2 separate regions of the Mus musculus genome follow, and region 1 is linked to region 2. A link is a loop called in an ENCODE intact Hi-C map of the cell type or tissue named here. Cell type or tissue: left cerebral cortex. All regions are shown on one strand. Each heading gives the region's core, and the rest is flanking DNA. Links, peaks and the distances in the headings are about the cores only. Region 1 holds the start of Zdhhc14 (zinc finger, DHHC domain containing 14). Region 2 holds the start of Tmem242 (transmembrane protein 242).

Region 1 (12,604 bases), core at 10,105-12,604, 51 kb after region 2:
AGTTTGCTTTTTTTTTTGTTTTTTGTTTTTTATACTTTTTATTAGGTATTTTCCTCATTTACATTTCCAATGCTATCCCAAAAGTCCCCCATACCCTCCCCCCCACTTCCCTACCCACTCATTCCCATTTTTTTTGGCCCTGGCGTTCCCCTGTACTGGGGCATATAAAGTTTGCGTGTCCAATGGGCCTCTCTTTCCAGTGATGGCCGACTAGGCCATCTTTTGATACATATGCAGCTAGAGTCAAGAGCTCCGGGGTACTGGTTAGTTCATAATGTTGTTCCACCTATAGGGTTGCAGATCCCTTTAGCTCCTTGGGTACTTTCTCTAGCTCCTCCATTGGGTGCCCTGTGATCCATCCATTAGCTGACTGTGAGCATCCACTTACGTGTTTGCTAGGCCCCGGCCTAGTCTCACAAGAGACAGCTATATTTGGGTCCTTTCAGCAAAATCTTGCTAGTATATGCAATGGTGTCAGCGTTTGGAAGCTGATTATGGGATGGAACCCTGGATATGGCAATCACTAGATGGTCCATCCTTCTGACACAGCTCCAAACTTTGTCCAAGAGTTTGCTTTTTAATTGAATTAAACCTTAACTTGAAATAGAATGTTAGGATCGAATGAATCAATTGAGAATTCTGTCAAATAATTAAAAAAGAGGAAGAAATAACAATCTTACCATAGGTTTTTCAGTAAATAGATGAAGGATTATTCTTTTGGGGGTGGGGTGGGGAGGTAGCAACACTTTATTAAGCTAGGCCAGCCAGGAGGCAGCACTGGAGTGAATAGCCCCATAGGGGCAAAAACTTACAGATATATACTACCTTCCACCCCTGCCTCGCTGCTCTCCACTCAAGGCTGGGCTGGGCCATGGAAGGGGCTGTATAGGTCTGGAAGCAGGTATGGGCTTGCTGGTGTGTGAGCACTCTCAGAGACATTGTGTCCACTGCTGCCCCCAGTCCTGGCTGCTGAGTGATCTGTATAGTCATTAGTCTGTGGAAACAAGGCGTCAGCAGAGTCCAGCCATTGCCCTATCCCTTGTATGCCAGGCCACTTATCAGTTGCAAGGTGGCCAGCATGGAGCGGCACACCTCAAAAGCAGGCTGCCCAGCTAAAAGCTCTGAAAAGGGACACCATTCATTGAGCTGGGGGAACCGTGAAGCCAACTGGTTCCCATAGGTATGGATATCAAATGGCACATGCTGCTCCTGCAGAGGGAAAGGACATGTTAGCTTCAAGTGGAGAGACAGGTCTAGACGAAGCCCAGGCTCTAGTTCCCAAGTAGCATGCCTCATGGAGCAGTGGCTGAATCTTATCTTCCCAATCCCTGATGCGTTGGCTCAGCTCTGTCTCCTGGATTAACTTCCGGGAGCTTGCAATGAAGAGTTCCACATTTCTTTTGACCAGCTCCTTGTATCTCAGGGGCGCTGGCATGGTCAGCAGTTTCCCCAGGTATCTCCCCTTCAGGTTCCTCTGCATATTCTTTGGGCTCTAGAAAGTCATCTGCCACCCCTGGGTCTTCTAGGGACTCTTCCAAGCGATCCTCATCTGTAAGCCACAGATCCTTCCATCTCTCCATTATCTTACATCTCCGCAGCTTCTGAAGGGTCTCCAGCCATTCTTTTTCATGTTCCCAGTACAGAATATCCATGTCTGCAAAGGTGGGGCCCTTCTGCCAAGCCCTCCTGCCATCAGTGTGTTTAACATAGACATTCAGGTACCACTGATGGAAGTCCTGCAACTCGGTGGCATCCTTCCTCTTGCACTTCTGTCCTGGAGCCTCCTCCACACCAGGTGGCACAGAATAGGGTTTACCTTTCTTGAAGGGCTTAGAGTCCAAGGAGTCAAAATGGTCCAGGCTCTGCCAGGGGTCTGGGGTCTCGTGGAGCCGGGAAGCAGGTTCCAGTGCCCCTTGTCATTCCCATAGCATGTATCTCCTTGGCAAGATGGCACTCTGCTGTGAGGTCCCAGGCTCTGCAGGCTCTAGAGCAACCTCCAGGAGCTCTGCTTCATCCTCTGCATCCTCATCTCCACCGCTGAGCGCAGGACCATCTGGCTCTTGGGAGACGCTGAGTACAGGAGCAGGACTCCCATTCCTAGACACTTCTATTGGCTGCTCCTCAGTGTCCTCAGGATCTTTCTGGCTCCTTGACATGGGTATGGCCCCACAGGCCCCACAGGATCTAACACAGAGGAGCCTCTGGAGTTGACGGTACATGTGTTCATCCTGAAATCCTTCCGGCTGGCCAAACCCTCACCCTGACAGCTATACAAGGGGCACATGTTCTTTCCCACTTCATCAGGGGCCACCAGGGCCATGAGCTCACTGGATGCCTGGTCATTTTTTGGATCCACATTAGCCCAGCAGTCAGAGATGTGGTCCAGTGGCAGGAACTCACCCTATGTCCCACAGGGAGTCCCTGAGTTGACAGTCCTGTTGCTCCCAATTTCCTGCATTGAATAGAGTTGCTTGGGTTGCCTCTTGCCAGAAATAAAATCTAGAGCCTGGTAGACCAGCGAGGTACTCCACCTTTTAACTATAGACATAGACTGAGCCCTGGATCAATAGTGCTGCCTCAGTGAAGTTCACTGTGGTTTTGCCTTCATCAAAAGAAATGCAGATCTGGTCCACCTCCTCCAGATACTCGCCCAGCTGTGCCACCATGTCCACCTCCCAGTTCTTAGTGAGATACCGGATGGGCTGCGCAGAGCACACCGCCACATCCATCATGTCAGAATGGGACTAGAGGCCGGGACAATGGTTCAACCCGCCCCTGGTTCTGAGGGATTCCTCCTCCCCTTCCCCCCTCCCCTCCTCCTCCTCCTTCTTTTCCTCTTTTTAAAAAAATATTATTTAATTATTATTACTTAGATGAGTAAACCGTAGCCGTCTTCAGACACACACCAGAAGAGGGCATCAGATCCCATGACAGATGGTTGTGAGTCGCGATGTGGTTGCTGGGAATTGAACTCAGGACCTCTCTGAAAGAGCAGTCGTTGCTCTTAACCGCTGAGCCATCGCTCCAGCCCTGAGGTATAATTCTTATACTGATTAATGAGATCAATTTCCTGCATTGAAAGTGCAGGAAATCCTGAAACAAGCATTTTATGAGAGACAGCACTTGAGCTTGCATTATATAATTATCTCTCTTCACTAACACAAACCCCAACAGCTTCGGGCTGAGCTACAGTTGTAACCATGTAAACAGTTTCCCCTCTGCAGGTGTTTTCTGTAAACAAACCTGTCCTTAACCCTGCAGAATCCTCAAAGGATAAACAGGAATAATGATGCAGTCTCTCTGGTTTCTCCCTCCCTCCCTCTCCAGCTGTGTAAACTCCCCGTCTCCCCCAGACTCCTGAGGGACCTTTGGTCTCTCTGGGACCTTTAAAGAATTGGTGATTTCTGTTTCATGAATTTCGGTTTCATTTCCTTGTTGGAACTCACTTGCTTGATGCCCTCGGTTAGACTGTTCTTGATGGTGGCCACCTTGCCAGATGGTCACCGTCAAAAGGTGGAGACTGCAAGTCCTAATTAGAAAGAAGTGGGAGAGGAAGAGGCAGGCAGATTTCTGAGTTTGAGGCCAGCCTGGTCTACAGAGTGAGTTCCAGGACAGCCAGGGCTACACAGAGAAACCCTGTCTCAAAAAAAAAAAAAAAAAAAAAAAAAAAACAAAAGAAAGAAAGAAAAGAAGCAGGGACAGAAGCTGTTGAGGTTCAGGCCAGTGAGAGGCCACCTCAGAAAGGTGGGTGGTGCCTAAGGAGCAACACTTAAGGGTGTTTGCTCTGAACGTAAGTGCTCACCTGTGCATTACCACTGAAAACATCTGAGCAACACACACACACACACACACACACACACACACACACACACACACACACAGAGAAATTAGGAGACCAGAAACCACAACAGCTGTCTACTATTTTTTATTTTTAGTTGTCTGAATGAGAAAGAATTCTAAATATTTTCTTTTCTGGTTTGTTTATCGTGGTGCTGTGGGTTAGCAAGTCTGAAACCCTTAAAATATTTTTTATTAATCAATTTTTAAAAACAATTTCCTGCATGTATAAAAATGCATTTTGGTGACTCTGTCTCCCTTCTGTTCTTAGGTCCCTCATCCCTGCCAACCTCTCCTCCTTACAAATCTCTTTCCTGTATTCATTACTTTTGTGTGTATAGCCCACAGAGTTCAACCATCTGAATAACTTTGGGTTTGGAACTATCCTTTAAAATATGATGAGCTTACCAGTGGGTACACAACTGGGTACTAGAACTTTAATTTTTTTCAAATCCTATTTTTAATGATGGTTCTTAAATGCTTTAACCTCCCTTCTAGATCACCACCCACAAGGGATAGGGGAAAAGAAAGGATACAGGTAATGGGGAGTAGACATGTTTAGAAAGGTTCTTTGGAGCAACTCCCATCTGTGTTGTCAGGCAATCAGTAGGGTTAGTTTGTATGTCAGCAGCGACAGCTTGATCCAGTTGCAAACACTTCACAGATACACCAGCCATCCAGTGCCATAATGTTGGGATAGCAAAAACCAATCAGCAGTAGTGGCATGACCTAGCAGAGATATCCAGGCCTCAGCCAAATCAGCACCAGTCAGCAGGAGGGATTCAGACCAATGAGACACCAGGAGTTCTTGGGTGTGTCTCTTTCAGTGGAGTGAAGATAGGGAAGACATGAGACCAGTAAGTGTTTCACAACTAGCTCTAAAAGCAAGCCCTTCTCAGTCAATTGAGACTTATTTACACTCCTTCCAAACATCACATGTGGGTCTGCCTTGCCATGTGTCTTGTCCCAGTTGCACGTGAGTCTGTCCCAGTTGACATTACTCTGCCAATTGGCCTGAGTCTTTGGAAGCAGCAAGAAGCTGCAGAACACCACCAGAAGTTCTCTGGTGCATTTCTCTCTATGGAGTCCCGACAAATGGAGCTCAACTATGCAATGTAAGGCAGACCAATACATGTGCATCATCACGTGTCCTTTCACATACTTGCTTTAGCCAGTCTTTCACCTGTGTCTGCTTCAGTGAAATGTTCCTTCACTTGTCTGCTTTAGCAAAACATCCTTTCACTTGTGTCCAATTCAGGAAATCACCCCTTCACCTGTTTGCCCCAGCAAAACACCATCTGACACTACTTTCTCAAAGAACTCTTAAGTTTTCGCTTCTAGGGACTGTGTGTTATTCTTTCCCTGAATCTGCTAGACACAGATGAGTGGTGGGGTTTTGTGAACTCCTCCCCATCCATGTGTTCCTGTTAGGCAGGCCTCACTTGTATGAGCTTAGCTGTCAGTTCATGACTACCATGGCTTTCGTGTGCTTAGAGCATGGCACTTTGCTCTCCTCTCTATATTCCACAGCATTCCCTGAGCCTTAAGGGAGTGGTATGAATGTCTTGTTTAGGGCTTTCAACCATCTACAGTCTCAGTATCCCGCACAGCCATGGATCCCAGCCTTCACCTCCATTAACTGCAAAGAGAGGTTTCTCTAATTTAGGCTGAGAGTAGGCTTTGTCTGTGAGTATTAACAGAAAGATTTAAAAGGTAGCCAAGTAGCAGTAGTAGGTCCCCTACCCTGGGCCTCAAGGTTTTCCTAGTCACAAGCTTTGAGTGGTTTACAGTACTAAACACGTGTTATCCCTTGGGTATCAGGTCTCATATTCAAGCATGGAATGGGTTGGCTATTCCTGCTGCAGCTGTGGTACCATTTCACCAATGGGCACATCTTGCCTGGCATATTGGTATTGTAGTTCATAGAATTCATTTTGCATTCTAGGCTTAAGGACATTTATTGAGAATTATGAGGGGAGAAAGCTACAAACGTAAAAAGAAAAAAAAAGCAAAGACTATAGATTGCACTTTGGGATTGGAATTGCACGTGTAAGTTTGAGTAAATTGCTTTTAATATTGAAGAAAATAGATGTGTACATATATGTGTGTATGTACTAATCTTTTTTTTAGAAAAATAGAAACAGAAAAAACATACATGCAGTTCCTACTAAAAGATACTAAGACCTGTCTGAGAAACATCATACTGCAGCATGAAGACAGGGAATGTCTGATATTGAACCTGGAAAATTGGATTGAATCAGCAGGGAAGCAAGTGTTTAAGGAATACCAAATGACAGGGGATACAGGGGAGATAGTTGGGGAGCTACTGCTAGTCAGATCTGGAGTAATTCAAATATCAAAATAACTATTCATGGAATGACTTATAACCCATTATATAAAATAAGTATCCCGGGCCATGCTTATACAAAACAGAGTAGAAAGTATGGAATGTTGCTAATGAAATGGACACAATGTTTTGTTGTGGCAGAATGCCAAGAAAGAGGAAGTAAGAAAGCCGAGAGGGTGAAAGAAGGCAAGGATGGGGGAAGGGAAGGGAGAGAGGAAGAGAGCAGGTAACAGGAAGGAAGCAGACAGGAAAGGAAAGAAGCAGGCTAGGAAATCACCAGTGGGCACCAAAATCAGTTACAGTCTTCATTGTTGTAGCCGATAATATCAAAGAGAACTAGCAATTTCAAATTGGAGAAACCTACTTACCCCAGTGCTCAAAATGAGTATCACCTAACCTTATCACAGGATAAGCCAGAAATCTTTTTGGCACAATACTGAGAAAGATACACTGTCTCTATCAGAATTCCACCTGACCCTGGCCCTGCCAAGGGAATGGAAATGAATTAAACAGGAAGGCAGGAAGTGACCTGGCTCATTCAGAAAACTTGTCAGATCTCTGAAGAGTAAGTTACTATGTTACATTCATAAACAAACCGAGAAATTAGTCTATATTAGAACAGATTAAAATGTATTCTTGGGCTGGAGATGGCTCAGGGTTTGAGCACTGACTGCTCTTCCAGAGGTCCTGAGGTCAATTCCCAGCAACCACATGGTGGCTCACAACTGTCTATAACTGTAGTTCCAAGGGATCCTATACCCTTCCCTGGTGTGCAAATGTACATGCAGACAGCCCAGCCATGTACATAAATACATCTTTAAAAAGCATTCTTATTAAGGGGAAACATTATATGAACAACAGAAAGCTACAAAAATGAAAAACTTTAAAAGATATCATTTCTTTTTCTTACTGAATCATCCATAATTATAAAAAAATCATCATTTTTTCATACCCCAATTAGGAATGATCATCAATCAGATTTCACTTTCATGCAGTTATCAGACATTTGCAGGGAACAAACGGGTATGGTTTCCCCTTCTGGATTTTAGTGATTGGCTACTGCTAAGAACCCCACATGAATAAGCAGACATCCTTACAAATGCCTTGTTTTTCTCTTTTTATAATATACATAATAATGTACATAAAACTAGCAAATTGAAAATGACACAACCACAATTCTCTCGCCTCTTCCTTCCATACACTGAGATTCCACCATGACCAGATCCATTCCTTAAAGATGAGAGTGGAAACTTCTGAAATCCACTTTGGGTTCTTCAGGGATTCTCTTTGACTGGGGGGGCGGGGGCTGTTTCTAGAAGGGGGAAGTGTTTCTTTGTTTTTCTTCAGCTCTTAGGTTAGCAAGTGGGTGTGCATTGCACAGAGCAGGGTATGAGGGGCTCCGGCATGGAGCTCCAGTTGGAACCCCAGAGCCTTCCTGTGTGCACGTGTGCATCTGCTGTCTCCCCCTGGCTTGATCTCAGGAAGAGAAGATTCCTTCCTTTACACAGGGCACAAGCAGCTGTTACACACACACACACACACACACACACACACACACACACACACACACAGAGAGAGAGAGAGAGAGAGAGAGAGAGAGAGAGAGAGAGAGAACGAACACATGCTGCTGTTGCACACTTTACAATTCAGTAGCAACACCTGGGGCCTTTGCATCTCTGAAATGCCACAAAACCAGAGTTTGTCCTTTTGATTTCTTGGGATCTGCATTTAGGGTCCCAAACTTAGATGTGCTTGTTCAACACCTGAAATTTACCCAGCTCGGGTAGACAGAGTACACATGGACGTATTCTGCGACCTGGAGGCCGGGAAGCAGCTGGCCAACTGTGACAGAGCCATGCAGTTTTGGCTGCAGCAGCCAAACGATGCCTGCTGTCTGCCACCATTTCCTGTGTAACACAGCTGGGACCTTGCAAGAGCCTGCTCCCGAATGTGACTGTGAAGAAACCATAGGCAAACCCAAATGGATAGCTTACAAAATGCATGGCCTGTATTCTTCCGTGACTCTGAGATGAAGGAACTCAAAGAAAGTGGATGGGTTTGTGTCGAAGGGGACCGAGTCTGAAGACAGTGCAGTGCATGGCTCTGGGTTGGTCTTGAGCTGGCAAAGTGAACACGGGAGGGTTTGATCCAGGCAGCAAGTGAAAGTATAATACAAACTCTCCTCTCCCTCCCCTCTTCCTTTCCCTCGCTTGCTCTCTGGCTTCCCTGTATATGTAACACACACAAACACACAGCAAAAGAGAGCATACAAGATAAAAAACAGCAGGCAGGCAATGATTCTTGTTAAATAGCCAATGTATAAACAGTATATGGAGCGATCACGATTCTGTGTGGTGATGGGATTTTGAGTAATCTACCTTCTTTATACAGTCACGGGTGGTACCAGTTTTCAGTACGTGCTATTTTATAAACATGGAAGCAATATTTTTGTGTGAAAGGACAAAAAATTGCTTGAAAAAAATCATAAGAGATTTTCACATTAAACCCCCCTGCTTTACTTCATTTTTGGTTTGTGGCACGCTGCGTGCGTTACTTTAAACATTTTGCATTTTGAGGCTAAAATGTTTCCAGGCGCGCTGAGCAGCCACAGGAACATGAGCAGAGTCTCTGGGTTGGGAAGGATGACGGCGTCTGATTTTCTGCAGTATTTCTACTTGGAATGAAGTGTCTTGAGGTCATTCCAAAGTTCTCTAGTTCTCTAGAGTTCTCTTAAGACTCTGCTCCTTTGATCTTATGCACCTGACCACCCTAAGGGCATACCATGCTGGCCCTGAGAGGTGCACCCAGGAACTCACAAAGCATCCGGGAACTTGAATGTGTTGCCTTGCACAGTGGTTAGGCTCACCCTCCATGCCAGCTGCCTTAAGGTGTTCTCCGAACTAACAAGGAGGCTTCTAGAATGGTTTGAGCTGCTCAGATGAAAGAAACAAACCTCCAGTTTTATTTATAAAGCAACCCCCTTTGCCAGTGGGTCCACCAAGTCAGCCACGATCTGAGAAAGACCACTGGCATCAAAGATAGCACTAACAATGCAAGAAAGGTAGATGTTGGTGTGAAGTGCCACAGATGGTAACAGCTTGGTGGATTTACTTGAGGTGGATGATAAAACTCTTCAGTTAACAGAAGAGCAGAACCGGCTCTTACCTGCTGAGGCATCTCTCCACCCCACCCCACTAGATACAGTTTTACAACAAATGCTTTGTTTCTTTTTGTATGGGGTTGTCAAATATAAAGATAAGCACACATGATGGTTAAGAGATGACCCCTGGGTTGGTGAGATGGCTCAGCGGGTAAGAGAACTGACTGCTCTTCCAAAGGTCCTGAGTTCAAATCCCAGCAACTACATGGTGGCTCACAACCATCCGCAATGAGATCTGATGCCCTCTTCTGGTGTGTTCCAAGACAGCTACAGTGTACTTACGTATAACAATAAATAAATCTTAATAAAAAAAAAAGAGATGACCCCTTACATACTTTGGTGGATAGACTAATCCTAACATCCACACCCACAAATGGTCCCTTCACCTTGCAGCGTATGATTTGCTTTCTGGCTAAATAGAACATGTACATTTTTGACTCTAATGTATAGAGCCTGCTTGCTGGAAGGCTTTTCTTGTTGGCTTAATGAATTCTGGGAAATGCCAAGGTGCTAATGAACTACTGGTGACCTCTAGGAGCTGCAGAGAGTTTCCAGTGGCCAACTGACAAGAAGCTGGATGCTGTCTTACAAATGCATTAAAATGAATTCACTAGTGACCCGGATGAGTGTGGAAATGAATTCTTCTGCAGGTCATGAGAACACAGCCTAGCCTACACCTTGATGGTATGGGCAAAGGTCTCAAAAGACTTGGATACCTGAACCACAAAGGCTGTGAGGTACACCTGTTGTGTTTAAACCCTCCGGTTTGTGATAATCTGCAACAGTGGATAATTAAACACAATTACATCACATAATGGTAACACTTTCCAAGAGTTCCCAGAGTTGTTCCTTCTGTCTCCTTGTGTGTGGGAGGAGGATGGGCTGGAGAGTGGAAAAGCACAATCTAGAAGTTCTATCATTTCACTTGCAAATGCTTTTAGTACACATTTCTAGAGGATAAGGACTTTTCAATTGTGCCAGATGCCAGAAAAATCCAGTTTAGTTGAGAATAAGAATGGGCAAGTACTTTACCACGGAGCTGCACTCCCAATGCCAAGAGAGGGTGCTTTCTAAAGCCACCTAGACAATAGAGTTAACATGTGCTTTTGACAAAATAAAGTCTTGATCGTGTCAGCTAAAGGGTGGAAAAGCATAAAAGCTTTTACTTCAAATGCTAGAGCTGGTTGTGGTTGTTGTTGTTGTTTTTTTTTTAGAGCACACTTACCAAGCACTTAGTTGTCTCTGTAATGCGCTTGTCTGTCATGCAGTATCTCAAGTAATTCAAGATCAATTTCAATTGTCCACTTAAGACCCTTAGCTGGACTTGGTGGAACATATCTGAAATCCCAGCAGGCAAAAGGCAGAGAATCAGGAACTGGACACTACTACAGTAGCCTCAGCTACAGTAGTGTGAACTTATTTTTAAAAATGCACCCATCCACTTAGCAAACAAAGAAAAAGCCCCATCCAGCCCCTAAGAATCACACTTGCTTTTAACTTCTTGTAATTCCCTGTCCCATCTAATTACCATTTCTATCGCCCCCATTTCCTAGCTGGTTACATCCTTTTTCTCTTTTGGCTAGCCAAGCTTATCTATCTTTGACACTGAGCACTGAGGCGTGCTCTGTAAGGGAAAGACAGAGCTCTGGGTTCAGTGCCATTTCTATCACTGGGCAGCTCTGTAGTGTTGGGCAAGCAGTTCTTTGAGCTTGGTACAATAGTGCATCGCAGGGTTGTGGTGAGGATTACACAGAACGCAGGCAGTGTGCAAATATCCACCCGGCACAGAGAAAGCATCTTTTCCAAAGCTGTCTTTGTGGCTCTCCAAACGCTGAGTACTACAAAGCCCAGTACCTTGCTTCCCCGCCTTCGTCGCAGGGGTTGCAGGGACTTGTAGTTTTAGATCCTCAAGTCACGTTTCCTCCCTGAGTTGGACAGCGAGAGAAGGAACTACACATCCCAGCGGGCTCTGAAAAGAAAGTAGGGCTCAGAAAACCGAGCGCCCGTGCCGGGTGTCCTTTTGCGCTGGGTTACCCTAGTGCAAACGCCAGTTAGCGCTTCTACCGGGCCCCGAAGCCCAGGGGCGCAGCAGCGCTTAGGCTGCTGGGGCTCTCTGGCGCCGGCCTTGCGCCCGTTTGTATACCCAACTGTCAAACTGGGATGTAAAGAAAGGCGCACTCCAAGCATTCGCTAGATGTGCGGTCCCTTTATTGTGCGTGGGCTCCACAGAGGCAAGTAGACAGAAGTAAAATGAGCGAATTGTGAGCACCAGGGGGAAAAAGTAGAGAATGAAAGATGGGGAAGACAGCGACCTTTGCAAACAAAGCCTGCCACTGGGGGTTTTTAATCCAAAAGAGGGGGCAGATCGGTCGCTGCTGGAGCTGACACAGACCGCTCTGCTGTCCCCTGCCCTTCGAGGTCCCGAAGTCTGGCCTGTTTCAGGGGGCTGCTCATCACCCTGTCATCAAGGCACTCCACCCCCATCCTCTCGGCATCGGTAGAGTTTCCCTGGCGTCTCAGCCACGCGTGGCGCTGGGGAGGAAGAGGATGAGCCGAGGGCAGGCCAGGAAAGGTCACTTCTTTGCGTGGCGGGTACTCAGGTCCCCCGTAGTAGCAAGAACGGTTTTTCGACTGGTCATGAGAATGCGAGTGTCCAGAGGTGGCAGCTGAGACCGGGAATAATCCGGTGGAGAACCCCGTAGAGGAACTAAGTCCGCGGGGAGCGCATGGCGCCTCAGCACCGAGGGCAACGACCTGATTTCTCCTAGGGTGAAGGATGTCACCCGGGAGCCAGGAGCCTTCCTCCGGGCGCGCCAGGCCCGCACAGTCCCCGAGCCTTGCGCTCTGGCCCGGGGATACTGGGGCAGGGACCCAAGGGAGCGGGTGCCCAGGCTTCACTGGCAAGGAGGAGGAGCAGGAGGAGGAGCCCGGCTGTGAGGCGCGGGCGTCACCGCCCACCCGGCGGCGAGGAGGCGGACCTGCTCGGAGCGCCGCGCGCGCCGGGGCTGAGCCTTGCAAACAAGTGTCTCTGGCAGTGTCCCCGCGGCCCTCCGGCGGCCCTCGTCGCGCTAGGGTTGTCTTCTCCGGACAGAAGGAACCGAGGAAGCCCCGGGAGCCGCCACCGCTACCGCCGCCACCACCCTCGGCCTTAGCCCCGCGTTAGGGGCCGCGGACTCAGCTCGGCTGCTCGGCTCGTGGATGCGGGGTCGCAGCGCGGGCAGCGCCCCGGCTCCTACAGAGCAGCTCCTGACAGAAGAACG
Region 2 (15,123 bases), core at 5,102-7,601:
TTCCTATGCACATGTGTAGTGTGACGGTAGGCGCTGTTCCTGAAATGAAGAAAACCTGTCTGCTAACCTGCATCACACAGATCATTAAGGACAGACGGCGAATGCTCAATGTTAGCTGACCAACACTTTTGGTAGATATTTTAGACCTCAACAAATTGCTGAAATCTTTCTTTAGCCATTTCCTATTATAAACACATACACTCTACAATCTTATTCTTTTCCCACATTGTGACAGTTTCTGCTGGTTCCACCAGCACCCTGCCTTTTAACTGGGCCTCGATCTCTACTGAGAAGCGAGACCATCAACCAATATCATTTTGTCGGGACCAGTTAATAGGCCTTGCATCAATTTTATTTTAGAAACAAATGAAGTAGCCATTTGGCCCCTGGTAAAAACAGAAATTTTAGATACACACACATACACACCAACACAAATCCATATTTGTTTTACCAGATCAAATAAAAAAGATAGTCATATGAAAGTAACTCGAGAGATTTGCAACAGAATCTCAGTTTGCCTCAGGTCTTTAGGAACAGGTACAGTAATAGTTGCATATCAGCCACTTAACGTGAGGTGAAAGCATTAGTTATTGTCTCCATACTTCCAACACGAATGTTAGCAGAATCTTGATACTGATGATTGATCTCTAAGTTAAAAAAAAAATCTAGACACGTTTTTTTTCTATCAAATGATACTCATACCCTCTGTTCAAAATTATGTGGGCTGACATTTTGCACAAAAGATTTAACTTGCCAAAAACTAATCTTGTTTTATAAGACATTAGATATAGTCATACATACAAGTTGTGTGTATATGTGCACATATATGTGTGTGCCTCGTGTGTATTGTGTGGCGATTGAGTGTCTGTGTATACATACATGTTTTAAAAGCTACATTTCCCTCCATTGCCCTTCCCACCCCACCTGCTCTTAAAATAAAAATTAAGGCTTCCATATTTGGAAGTTGAATAGAACAATTTATAATGTAGTTATTGTACTCAATATTCTTAAAATCAACAGACAGCTTATTTTCTATTCTGTGTTTGTAATTCTTGAGACCATGGATATTTCTCCTGGTATGCATCAGAAGCCCGAGAAAGTGGGTAACAAGAATTGACCCATCAATCACATTTGTGGGAAGCATCAATAGCAAACTGTCATGGCAACCGTTTAAGCTTCACATCTTAGCCCTTTTCAGTATAATCCTGGGGTTTGTTTTATGTAAACACCAAATGGGTTCTTAAGGAATACTCAGTCTGGGGTGGAGAGACAGCCTCATGCATGAAGTGCTGCAGCACAGCCACGAGGCTCTGAGCTTGGGCCTCCAGGCTCACAGACAGCCAGGCACAGCAATGCTGGCCTGAGAGAATGACAGCACTGGGAGGATGGAGACAGAACGATCCCTGGGCCTGCTGGCTTCCAGTCTCTCCAAATCTGTGAGCTGCAGGATCAGAGAAAGACCATGCACCCGAAAATAACATAGAGATTGAGCCCCGCCCCCAATAGTCAATCTAGTTATTTTCCCTACATACAAATCTGACCAATATATTGATATAGTTATATCACTAAGGTAGCTCTTATAACCTGTAATTTTAAACTTTTATTTACTTATTAGAATTTAAAGCTGTATCAAAAGGATGTCTGGTAACCTGCCCATTTTGTTCCACTCACAAAAGAGTTTTGGAATAACTCAGGTATGTGATGAAGTTCTGCCAGGGCACAGCAGTAAGACAAGCAGAGCCCTGAATTACTTTGGGGAAACTGCATGTGTACATGCACACCAATTCTGTATTTTCAATGTTCCAACCAAATGGGCACACACTGCGCACATACTTTTCACACATGGTACGTCATTTAGTCTCACAGCAATTTTAAAACTGTGTGTAAAAAAGTACTGGTTTAAAAAATAATCTTGGAGGGATGGAGCTATAGTTTAGTGGTAGAACGGCTGTCTAGAGTGTCAGCCCTAGGCCCTCATCCTAGCTCTTAGGCACTCACAGACCCACCTGTGTCTGTATGTTCCCACCCCTTCTCCGTATCTCTCTGCAGTGTGTGTGTACGGATCAAAGAAACTTGAGGGAATAATTTTTTTACTTCAGTTTGCACTTTCCCCTTTCTCTTTATTCAAGGAATTACAAAGAAAAATATACGTTCACTCCCTCAACACTGTTCTTTTTCAGTGTTCGGCTTCCTAGCAAAAGACTCAGCAGTTAGAAAATAATGGACTGATTATCCCATGAAATAGAAGAAGCACAGGGAGGCCCCAGATGAAAGGACGGTCATTTCAAAGTCCTTTTGGGTTGTAATTTGAATTTGTTCCCAGGCTAAAGCACAGTTTATTAAATAAAAGTATTGCTAATAGCAGTAAAAAATGCATTCCTTGGGCAGGGGAGTGGCATGTTGGACAGACTGCTAAATCCATGCATGCTTGTGTCCTGTTGTTTGTGGGAACAGCACACAGTGGCTCAGTGGGCTGTGTGTGTCACATGTGCGAGGCCTTAAGAAGAGTGGGTGACAACAGTAATCGTCAGCTGTCAGGATTGTGAGAGACGTTCAACAGTCTTCAGTGGTCTGAAGCTGGCTCCCCACATGACATGGGTGACATCTGCTAAGTGGAGAGGTGCTAACTTCAACATTTCCCACGTGGGGCAAACTGACACAACATTTCTGCCACCTGTGCAGTGTTTCTCAGTTCCTTTACACACAGGCTGCAGAGATGTTTTACTATGTGGGGCTTATCAATATCTAATGTACTAGAAATTAAAACTGAGAAATATACACTTTAGTCATTTAAAAGTACCAAATTGGGCTGGTGAGATGGCTCAGCAGGTAAGAGCACCCGACTGCTCTTCCGAAGGTCATCCTGAGTTCAAATCCCAGCAACCACATGATGGCTCACAACCATCCGTAACGAGATCTGACTCCCTCTTCTGGAGTGTCTGAAGACAGCTACAGTGTACTTACATATAATCAATAAATAAATAAATCTTAAAAAAGAAAAGAAAAGGATCTCTGTGAGTTCGAGGCCAGCCTGGTACGCAAATCCGAGTTCCAGCACAACCAAGGCCACACAGAAAAACCCCGTCTCTCAAAAAACCAAAAATCGAACGACAACAACAAAAAGCCAAAACAAACAAACAAACAAAAAAACTAAACCAAAAGTCTAGACAAGTACCATAAAGTTTGGCCACAAAGAGAACTTAAACAATTTAATTTAAAGGATTTTTTAAAAAAGTACCAAATCCATTAATATAAAAATAAAAGCTCATTTTTATATTAAGATAACTATCTTTCCAAACAAAACAGCTACAGAGGACCGATGTTTTACACTTTTGTTAACCTCTTAAATTTCTAGCTGAAAGCTGGCTTTTCATATCTGTAGTGAATCTGCTGTAAATGCTTTCTTATATTTTTCACTGATAGCTGCGGTGCATGAATAAAACTCGGCCTCACACTGACATGGTTAGAACAAGAAGTATTTTATTAGCTTATCTTCTTTGTAATATACCAGTACTAACAAAAATGTCTTCTGAAGGTTGGTTGCCATATGGAGTCCTATTAATAAAAATTTCTGCCATTTGTAACATTCAAATCCACCAGTCAGCTTTGCACTTTGCTGGACACTACCCCATGCGAACTGACTACAGAAGGTATCGGTATCTGCATTATACAGATCTTTCAACTGTTGATCCCATGTGTTAAACAGTTTTTTAAAATCATCAAATCATGACATCTCACCAGCAAAGCTGTTAAGTATGGAGAAGCTGTCAAGTGGACGCTGGTAGTTACGAGTGAGTCTAAGTGTTCTCAATTGAAAGCTTATTAACACTGTCAACAAAGACTGACAACCGCTTTCCTCAAGAGCCAGGCCTACTTTGTGTTTTTAAGAAAATGCCTGCCCCAAACACGCCATTTCTGAGTGACTGGCAGTCTGTGGGGGATACCCTGATTCAGCTGGTAAGGCATCTGTGGCTTCTTGAGCAGAAGTGCTTTGTGCACACTCCCACCTCCCATGACTTTACAAGTCAGGTGTTGCCAGGTGTCATTATTGAATAGTTCATAATTTTACCGCTTCAACAATGACACTTGCCTAATGCTGGTTCCTTTTAATTATTTTAAAAACTACTGCTGCGTCCCACAACACAGTACACAGAGACTGCAAGGACTGTTTATGTGACCACCACCATGAGTATGCCACTGCTCTATGCCATCAGTGTGCATCTCTAAACATGAACAGGGAATGAGTTGTCTCAAGGACCATCAGGAGTTTTTGGACCACAGTGTACAAGTGTGTTAGAGCACAAGTGGCATGTCTTATGATCCAGCCCCAGAACAAAACAAAGAACCAAGCTGTTAGTATGTGGAAACAAGACAATCCCTGGGTTTTTCTCATTATCAGATTCTTAAACAGATTAAACCTGTGGTTTCGAAACCAAACACAGCTTGGCTGTAAAGCACCAACACTGGTTAGGTCTTAACGACATCTGCCACAAAGTAATTTCTTCTCTAAAAGTATTACATGGTAGAGGGAGAAAATGGCCCATCAGAGGAGCCACAGAAGTGATCTTAGTAGCTCCATAACCCTTTAGAGTATTGAGAGGGAATTGGAAAGCATTTTAGATACATTTTAGTCTCCTGTCATTATAGTATTCAAAGCTTAAGTATGACTATTACAGATAAGTGGAAGGGAATTCAATTGGTTTATGGTTTTTCACATAACATTTGTCTGTAGCACACATCAAGCTAATTGCATAGTTATTGGTGTGAATATCTAATTGTGTCTCTCACAGCAGACATTTAAATTCCCGAGGGAAAGACATGTTTATTTTTGTACCCTATCCACCTTAATCATAGAGTGCCTGAAACATAAAGGATCCCAAGTAAACACTTACTGAGGCGAACAGTAAGTCAGCAATATGGGTGGGAGGGGAAAAGACAAGACATTATAAGCAACTACAATACACATCAAGAAATTCCCCACCAACCAGGGAAAGCAGGCACACGACAAACAGCAAATGTACAATCCTGCTAACAGAATAATGATCTTCTGTCTCTAGTGGATATAGTTAGTCACCCAACACTTTATGAGCACCTACTGTGTGCCAGGCACTTTATAGCGACTGCGGCCCTTGCATTAAAACACAAAAACAAAGTTTTCACTCATTCTAAAAAAATGTTAAAATTTTAACATCTATGAAATAAATATACTTCTTGCAACCAGCACCAATAGTTTAAGTGATATTGCTTTTCTTTCAAAGCAAGGTCTCTTATTATCAATACTAAATTACTTATTCATGCTGTAGGGAAAACAATGTTTCCAAAGTTTTGCTCAGTTATTCTTCAAAGCCTCATTCTGTTAATTTTTAAGGAAGCACACGGAAAAAAAAATCAAGACTGACAACTAGTATACTTCTTAAACCCATGAGGGTTTGTGGGTGTATTTTCAAAACCATGTGAATGAAGGTCACTATTTTTTCCTATGCAAAAAGCTGTCCTTTGTTAAAAACAATAGCAATGCTATGAATGGATTTCAGAGTCACAAACCTTATTGAACCACTCAGGGCTTTTCTTTTTAGCTAATGATAATGTTGTAACAAATCCAGCTAGCATTCCCGCTGCGGCTGCAGAACCAAGGAAAATTCCACCTGCCAAGAATTGAGAGAAGGGATTAAAAATAAAACTTAAATTAAAGAGAATTGCACAACGAAGTATCAGAAACTTTCAGGATTACATTCAAAACTCGAAACATCATGGCTAGGCGGCTCTTGTGAAGTGGGTCTGAGAAACCTGCGTGATCTCACGACCTCGGGTTTCTGGTTCAAGGGTACGCTCTGAAGCTCAGTTCTTCAGGGCTGAGAATGGGTTTTTTTCCCTTCTCTCTGTCCTCAAGGACAGCAGCGCGAAGTTTTTCCACGGGAAGAAGAGATCGTGGCAATCAGAAAAGGGCAGGGCACAAGAAAAACTATAGATAAGGATGGGTAAATACAGTATGGACTGGAGAGTAGATGGCAGGATTTACCCGCCCCTGCCCAAGGAGACTTCACCTGGTGAGTGACATATGGGCCCCACTGGCTGAGTTCAGAATAAGGGCTCTCAGAAAAGAATGTGTTCCGGAACATCACATCCCAGCTCAGAGCAAGCATACCTTTAACCAGAAACAACCGATCGTCCGGAGACCCTGGAGCTTCTAATTCAGAGGACTCCCCGGGCCCAGGACCCGAGGTCTCCATTTTAAAGTCTCCTACTCTACTGTTTCCGTTACCAAAGAGGCCCGAGTGGAAGCTCAAGGGAGAGAGAAGAAAGGTTCCGCGGCTGCCTTCCCTGTGCAACCTGAAGAAAGGTCCGGGTTTCCCACTTTCCCCGCTTAACACTCTTGCAGTGAGAGAAGACAGAAAGGCTGCTCTCTGTCCCAGCCCAGAGCCGAGGGCGGCGCCCCACAAGACGGCCCTCCTGGGAGGATCACTCGCCTTCTTGCAAGGTGATGATCTGTTGGACTTTAGTAAGGTTTTGGGTTTTTTTTTTTTTGGTTTTGTTTTGTTTTCCCTACTTGGAAGAATACTCAGTTCCGACTCTAGGAGGCAGTGAGAGGTCGCAAATGGAGCCGGGAGCCCATCTGCCTGGCTTGGATCCTGGAGCTGTTTACCACTCCAGATACACTTGCACTGCTTCTAAGGATTTGGTCCGCACTAACAGACCACGATTCTAAAAAGCAAGCCTCAATATTTTCCCCGCTTCTTTCTGAGAAATTTCGAAATAGTTATTTCAGGGTTAAGTGACATGCCCAATTCTGGAAGAGAAACATCTCACCAGCTTCGAAGCACACGCCCTTCCCAAGATCTGATTTGCCCGCCCCCAGTGGACGCGCTGGGCTGGCTAAATGATTGAATGAACTGAGCCAATCTAGAGAGCAGAGTACAGAGGCCCTCTCTCAAAGCTTATTAACACGGGCTCCAAGGCTGCCCCGGACTTGCTGGGATCCTTAGCAGCCTGCAAGCAGGCCTGGGAGGACGATGTGCCAGGGTCTACGGACAGAGTAAATGGCTATTGAGGGAAGAGTAGTGGGAAGTAGCCAACGTTTTCAGCCTCTCAAAGGGAGACCTAAGACATATGGCATCATCTTTTAAAATGAAGCCAGTTCTTTAGCCTCTAGCCTTTTTCTGAGCACTTTAAGGGCATGGGCATCTTGAGGGTGGAGATTGTTATCTATACTCATTTGATATTCCCCAGCTCTCAGTGTATTACCTGGTCATGTATAATAAATGCCTGTCCGAGGGACGGGTAAATGAAAGCATTAGTTTTTGCAGCAGTTAAATGCATTTATTAGCTCAGACCTGCGTTCAGGTCGTAAAGCACTTCTTATTTGTGTGAACTTGGTGTTTGCCATATAGCCTCTCGTTACCTCGTTCCCCTCAATTATTAACTATGGAAACAGTACCTCACAGGATTTTTGAATGAAGAGGTGCGTGTGTGTGTGTGTGTGTGTGTGTGTGTGTGTGTGTGTTGTACATCCCTCTTGACCACTTGAAAAGCTGATACAAGAGGATAAATTCAAATCTAACCTAGGTAACAAGACCCAGTTTCAATCTTTTAAAAGTTATGAGTGTGATGGAGTTAGCATAGTGTCTGGCACACATAATATGCGTTTTAATTGCTGTTATCATTGATTCTAGTAGTTTTTAAAGCATTACATACGAACGGTTAAAGCTGCCCAGTCTCTCCCATTAGAGACTTTATCTCTGAAAGTCTGGGGCAGCATGAGATCTGATGCTAGGCTTGGTTGAGGACAACTGCTCTGTTTCTGTCCAGTTCCTTAGAAGCCTAGTTTCAGAGTCTGGGAAGGCCCCTTACAAGTGGGCAAATACTGTGCCCACTTGTAGGCACTTACAAGAAGGACTTATACTTCTCCTTTCCTGTCACATATAATAATAGTGACTATAGCTGCTAACATATTGGATGCTTCCTATATGCCCTTGCTATATCTTTTTGGGTCACTGAGAGCCCATCAGGTGATACTGTTCAGAGCTGGCAGAATTTTTGAACCATGAGGCCTAGTGGTTCAAAGTCACTGAGAGGTGTGGCCTATAAATCCAGCTTTGGCTAATTCAAGAGGGACTGTGAGACCACAGCCTCTTCCTCTTCCTGTCCTTGCTCTGTTCAAGGCCAGAATGGATGCCAGGTGTGGTGGTGCATGTGGGTGTGTTGCAGAGCAGCCTTGTGTACATAAGAAGTTCCAGACCAGCCAGGGATACATAGAAAGACCCTATTAAAAGAAAAGGACGACTTTGCTCTGCTGCTGAAAGACCCACAACGTGAGGACTCCCCCACGTTCTAACTCAGGATAGGCCACACCCCAAATCACTCACGAGAAACAGTCTTGATGCAAACTGCAAGAGGTTTATTTGGGAAAGACCAGTGCACTGGGGACGACTTGTATCCCATGCAGGGGTAGAGGAGTTGACCACGAGCTCAAGGGGTCAGGAAAACAAAAGAGGAAACACAGACAAACAAGATCAGTGCACTGGGGACAACTGGTATCCCTCCCAGGGATAGAAGAGTTGACAATGAGCTCAAGGGGTAAGGGGTTTATAAAGACACAAAAACCACAAACACCTGGCATTGGTCTATAGAAAGGCAAAAACCACAAACACCTGGCATTGGGCTATAGAAAGGCAAAAACTGCAAACACCTGGCATCCTGGAACAATGGGGCTATTTTGGACACAGATCTAGGGGCTTAAATAATTTTTTACTCTCTGTCAGGATCTTTTACTGCCTCTTCTCATCGTGATGGCGATGCGAAAGGACCCTTGCCTACAACTTTCTTGTTTGTTCATTTGCATGGATGGGACAGAATCTACCTAATCTGGACCAACACATTGTGACTGGAGTCTCCAAATCTGTGAGCAAAGATAGACTCCTTTCCTTTATATGTTAATTATCTCCAGTGCTTTGTCACAGTGATTGATGGGAAGCTGTCAAAGTACAGCACCACACTTAATGTTTCAAATGTTTTATTTCATTTAATCCTCTCTATAAACCCAGAAAGAATAACACATTCAAGTGCACACAGCTGTTGAGGGGCAGTCCTGGCTTTTCAAAGCAGGTTCTTCCTTAATTGATGGGCAGGTACTCTTCATCTGAGCTTAATTTCTGGTGTTACCTAGAAGGGCTTGGTGGTCACAGACTGCTGGCCCCGTGCCAGAGCTTCTGAGCCAAGAAAGGTCTAAGAACTTTCGTGTCTGCAAATGGAGAGCTTTTTATGATCTCTTTCTTTGCTGCATCCCACCAAAAGCACAGACACATTTTATTTCAAGGATTATGTTATTGTTTACCCTAAGGGCTTGAACGGAGACTATGTTTAAATCTAGGGAACTTGCAGAGTCCCGTGCCCCAAGGCCTGTCTCATTGTCTGAGTGCCTCCAACCTGTGTGAGCCCTGTCTGGTTTTATAAAGGTGCTGGCACTTTGGCTGGCTCTTTGGTTGTTTTCCAGAGCCTCAGAAGTCCTTAAAGATCAAGGACGGGAATTCCTGGCTCTGTAACTGGGACCACATTCCAAGTATCCCAGAGAGAACACCAAAAGGAAACATTTCTTAGAGATAGTGTTGTACAAGGTCTTCTGTGTCTACAGTGCTCAAAATCAGGAACTTCATGTTCAAGTTATTGGGGGGGGGGCTGTTTTATGAATCTTTGAAATTATTTTTCTTCTCATTTCATGTGCCTGTGTGAATATATGTTCTCTTTCCTCTCTCTCTCTCTTCTCTTCTCTTTCTCTCTCCTTTCTCTCTTCTCTCTCTCTCTCTCTCTCTCTCTCTCTCTCCCTCTCCCTCTCTCTCTCTCTCTCTCTCTCTCACACACACACATAGGTATCCAAGGAGGGTGTGGGATCCTTTGCAGCTGGAGTTACAAGTGGTTGTGAGGCACCTTTCACAAGTGCTAGAACCAAACATGTCGTCTGGAAAAACAGTGAGTGCTCTCAACCCTTGGCACCACTCCAGCTCTAGGACTTTCAACCTTCGGCTTCAGCTTGTCTCTGTGGGAAAAAAGAGGCTAGCTTCAGATAGGTGATTCGCAAGCTGCAGAGCAGTCTCCTGCCAGACAGCAGGCTTTTCCTTTACATAGCCAGACAGCGATTCCTCGAGGGGGATGCAGGGATGAGAGCATGGAAGGGTTTGGTGCTACTGCAAAGCTAGCACAAGTGTCATCTCAACCATGCACGATTTCCTTTTAGAGAAATGTAACGAGATGTTCTGTGTGTGTGTGTGTGTGTGTGTGTGTGTGTGTGTGTGTGTGTGTGAATGTAACGAGATGTCCTCTGTGTGTGTGTGTGGGGGGGATGTTACGAGATGTCCTGTGTGTGTGTGTGTGTATGTGAATGTAACGAGATGTCCTGTGTGTGTGTGAATGTAACGAGATGTCCTGTGTGTGAGTGTGTATGTGTGTGTGAATGTAACGAGATGTCCTGTGTGCATGTGAATGTAACGAGATGTCCTGTGTGTGTGTGTGTAAATGTAACGAGATGTCCTGTGTGTGTGTGTGTGGGGGGGTGTTACGAGATGTCCTGTGTGTGTGGGGGATGTTACAAGATGTCCTGTGTGTGAGTGTGTATGTGTGTGTGAATGTAATGAGATGTCCTGTGTGCGTGTGAATGTAACAAGATGTCCTGTGTGTGTGTGTGTGTGTGTAAATGTAACGAGATGTCCTGTGTGTGTGTGTGGGGGGGTGTTACGAGATGTCCTGTGTGTGGGGGGGATGTTACAAGATGTCCTGTGTGTGTGTGTGTGTGTATGTGAATGTAACGAGATGTCCTGTGTGTGTGTGAATGTAACGAGATGTCCTGTGTGTGAGTGTGTATGTGTGTGTGAATGTAACGAGATGTCCTGTGTGCGTGTGAATGTAACGAGATGTCCTGTGTGTGTGTGTGTGTAAATGTAACGAGATGTCCTGTGTGTGTGTGTGGGGGGGGGGTGTTACGAGATGTCCTGTGTGTGTGGGGGATGTTACAAGATGTCCTGTGTGTGTGTGGGGGGATGTAACGAGATGTCCTGTGTGTGTGTGTGTGTGTGATGTTACAAGATGTCCTGTGTGTGTGTGTGGGGGGGTATGTAACAAGATGTCCTGTGTGTGTGTGTGGGGGGGGATGTAACAAGATGTCCTGTGTGTGTGTGGGGGGGTGGGGAATGTAACGAGATGTCCTGTGTGTGTGTGGGAGGGGGGAGTGCTGGGAAAGGGAGTTTGTCCAACACAGACATTGTTGCTATTTTGGTGTTTGATTGAGTCAGCTAAAAGTCTACACTAGCAATGAATCTGACCACATTTTTATTTCAAACTCTTTGGCCCCTGTATATTCTGTTTCAAATTTAGACAGCTAGAAGCCTACTTAGCCCTAGCTAGTTTCAACAATTTTTCAGATATTTATTTGGTGTTTCAGTTATTGTGTGTTTAAAATCTGAGGTGAAATCATTTTTAAAATCCAGTAAGGGTCATGTATTGGCCATGTCGGTCTTACTGCCACTTGATGTGGAATAGTTGTCCCAACTCTAGGGCATAGGTCTCTAAGTTATTGTCTAATGAAGGTCACACACAGAGAAAGACCTGCTGGATCTGAGTCACAACGCTTCCTGTAAGGGAAAGGGGAAATAAGTTTTCTGTCTGCCGTCCTCTGCTCTCTACCATAATAAGCAAAACACTGAACAATGTTCATATATTTATATAACATTGGAAAATATTATACAAGGGACCAAGCACTAATTTAGAGATGAGGGAGAGTAAAGGAGTTGTGTACTTTAGAAACATTCTACCTTATTTAAAAGACATTGTTTCTCCAGTTTAGATAGGAATGTTCTACAGGCTTTCAGGATCACTCATCCATCTGGACCCTGGTGACAACGTTCTTGGAAAACAAAGAGCGGGAAGCATTATGTCATGTGGAGAAAGCCTGGGATGACTGATGAGCCCATGTGGTGCTGGCCTTCACCCATTCAGGTCTCTTGGATTCTTCCCAGCATCTGCACCAGCTCCCCAGGGCTGTATCTACCTTGTAGAGTACTACAACAATCAACACAGGCAAGGTCAAGCATAAGTACAGCTGTAACTCCCCTGAAGCGAGCCCAAGCTGGGGGCTCAGCATTCACATCCAGGATTCTGTTACTCTGTCTTTCAGAACCCCATCCTGTAACTGTCCCAGGCTGACGAATGTGTCTTTCTTGAGCACGGTGAAGTTGCGATTTCAGAGTCTTCCTTTCCATTTTTCTTTACTGCAGAGTGTTTTCTTTTTTCCTGGCTCTTTCTATGAGATCAGTTGGATTGTTACTCTTAATGACCATCCAGGAATCCCCTTGACAACTGTCACATTTCATAATTTACTAGATATTTTTCTACAAGAGAGTGATACATATCGTTTCCTTCAGCTGCCTTCTTTTCTCTTTTCTTCTTTTCTATTGTACAGGACTACCGTCCAAGCTAAATTGCTACCATCTTTAGGAATTCTACTGAACCCCCTCCCAACAGATCATCAAAGCTGGGCCTGTGGGCTATTTTCATTCCCCATAGGAGGAGTCATAAGATCCTTACCTGAGTGTCCAGGTGCCCCTTCCCAACCAGTTGTAAGCTATTTTGCCCTAATTGCATGTGGTCTTGGGGGAAGGGGTAGAGGATATGGATGGGGAAGGGTTGGGGAGGGGCTTCCATCTATGCAGTCCTATGGAAGCTGTCATCCTTGCTGGGTGCAGACTCCAGTGTGGCTATTTTAAGATCCTCTATGCTCCTGCTATAACACTTACCCTAAGCTCTGTGACAAGCTCATTGGTCCCCAGAGTGAACTCTGGAGTGGTCAGACATATTTACTGTAAAAAATATTGCCAGACTTTCTTGGACTTGCCAGTGAATGAATAATGACACAGGGACTTATTAATTTTATTATAGCTTAGGCCTAGCCTAGTCAACTCCCAGCTAGCTCATCTAACTTAATTATTTCTACTAAGCCTAGTCCACATCCTGCCACGTGGTCTGTTACCTCTGTGTCTCTTCCTCTGCCTTTCCTGATATGTCCAAATGACAACCTCAACCACTGCTACTCTTCTCCCAGCAACCTTCTCTCACACTGGAAGCCCCCCCTTCCCTTTCTTGCCCAGCTAAGTCTGATGAAAACCTCAATCACCATTACTACCACTACCATCTCCTCCTCTACTACCATCTCCTCCTCTACTACCTTCTCCTCCTCTACTACCTTCGCCTCCTCTACTACCTTCTCCTCCTCTACTACCTTCTCCTCTTCTACTACCATCTCCTCCTCTACTACCATCTCCTCCTCTACTACCATCTCCTCCTCTACTACCTTCTTCTCCTCTACTACCATCTCCTCCTCTACTACCTTCTCCTCCTCTACTACCTTCTCCTCCTCTACTACCATCTCCTCCTCTACTACCTTCTCCTCCTCTACTACCATCTCCTCCTCTACTACCTTCTTCTCCTCTACTACCATCTCCTCCTCTACTACCTTCTCCTCCTCTACTACCATCTCCTCCTCTACTACCATCTCCTCCTCTACTACCATCTCCTCCTCTACTACCTTCTCCTCCTCTACTACCTTCTCCTCATCTACTACCTTCTCCTCCTCTACTACCATCTCCTCCTCTACTACCTTCTCCTCCTCTACTACCTTCTCCTCCTCTACTACCTTCTCCTCCTCTACTACCTTCTCCTCCTCTACTACCTTCTCCTCCTCTACTACCTTCTCCTCCTCTACTACCTTCTCCTCCTCTACTACCTTCTCCGACTCTTTCCCTCCCTCCTCCTCTTCTCCTCTTCCTCCTTTTCTTCTTCTTCTTCTTCTTCTTCTTCTTCTTCTTCTTCTTCTTCTTCTTCTTCTTCCTCTTCCTCTTCCTCTTCCTCTTCCTCTTCCCCTTCCTCCTCCTCTGCTACAGAATTAACAATTGAACAATACAAGAAGAACCTTCACGTAGTCCACCCCAACAACAACAAAAATCCAGGATATCAACCACTTACGTCACTAAGTGGTTGTTATATATACTTTATTTATATTAATGACCATATTCTAATACGATGTAATAAAGATTATAATCTACAGAAGATACCTGTAATTCAAAGCACTTGGGAGATGGGGGCAGAAGGATCAAGAGCCCAAGGTCATCTTTGACTGCTTAGTGAGTTCAAGGCTAGCTTTTAAGACCTTGTGTCAAAACAAAGAAAAGCAAGCTTCAGTCTTACGTGTGACAAATAACTACACACACCAGTAAAATCTTAGCAAAACACTAATGTTAACATTGATGTCACTTTTCCTACCCACAACGCATCTTTCATGGTCCTGGTTCTGGGTTTACGCTGGGGAAGCGTGAAAACACAGTGCTTTGCTTATCGGGCCTCACAGAGCCAGGCTTTACTGTTCTAGGCAGCAGAGCTTCCTCAGAATGTCACTGCCATTGTGGAGAAGAGGCTGGTTGCAGAAGTCGGTGTGGCAACCGGGACCTGGGTCAAACACCTCGAAGCAAGTAGTCGTTCCCTGAGGGATATAAGCTTATGTTAGGGGCATGGCAACAGAGGCTGCCAGCCAAAAGTGCTCCTGTAAGATGCAGTAGGATTTTTAAATAGATGGCATGGTGTCATGGATTCCAGTGCAGCAGAGAGAGTTCAGAAGCTAAGCAGGAACACTGGTGTCACATTGGTTCATAGGTAGCAGGACCCAACCCTAGGCAGAACTAATGACCTACAGACAGTAACTGATAAGTGCAAGACACAAATGAAATTAAAGTAGCAAAGCACCACCCCAGTTCCAAAATCCAGGTAGCAGCCTTAGAGAAGGGGCAGAGTGAGACAGTCCAGGGCCCCGAGGGGAGCCCCAAAGGAATCCTATCTGACCGAGGTCAGGAAGAAGGCTGGCTCAGCCTTCCAAGTGGAGGGATAGCCAGGGCCTGCACTTGGCTGCTTGATTATCTGTATGAGGGGTATACAGAGGCCTGAAATCCAGGTTGAATTCTGTTCACCAAGCCATGTGCTCTGGATGGAGCTGACGTGGAGAAGGGGCACATTTTCTGGTTTACAAGACAGTAACTCCTGGGCAAGTATTGGCTTTGGGGAAGTGGTAAATTATAGGGCTAGAAGTCAATT

What was found. A loop is a pair of places that touch in the nucleus more often than their neighbours do. Peaks named below come from ENCODE experiments on the same cell type or tissue, not always from the same donor. Only the 100,000 strongest peaks of a DNase experiment are listed, where the experiment ranks them.
Region 1: a loop joins it to region 2, with 6 times the contacts of the local background. A loop is called at or near these places in 18 of 42 quality-filtered maps.

What each region holds. Positions count from the first base shown.
Region 1 is chr17:5,480,262-5,492,865 of GRCm38, forward strand. It overlaps Gm52310, which reads right to left. Exons shown (of 2, transcript XM_030250193.1): 2 at 7,285-12,491. The coding sequence ends at 11,688. Zdhhc14 (zinc finger, DHHC domain containing 14) reads left to right here and starts at 12,339. Exons shown (of 9, transcript NM_146073.3): 1 at 12,339-12,604. It also overlaps the pseudogene Gm8363. In left cerebral cortex, for the core only: CTCF peaks have their summits at 11,394 and 11,593 (motif pointing right); DNase peaks (open chromatin) are centred at 10,259, 11,285, 11,892, 12,031 and 2 more places; H3K4me3 peaks cover 1,827 bases; H3K27ac peaks cover 1,667 bases.
Region 2 is chr17:5,433,988-5,449,110 of GRCm38, forward strand. It overlaps Tmem242 (transmembrane protein 242), which reads right to left and starts at 6,273. Exons shown (of 4, transcript NM_027457.4): 1 at 6,146-6,273; 2 at 5,545-5,645. The coding sequence starts at 6,230. In left cerebral cortex, for the core only: CTCF peaks have their summits at 6,577 and 6,817; DNase peaks (open chromatin) are centred at 6,336 and 6,585; H3K4me3 peaks cover 2,027 bases; H3K27ac peaks cover 1,531 bases.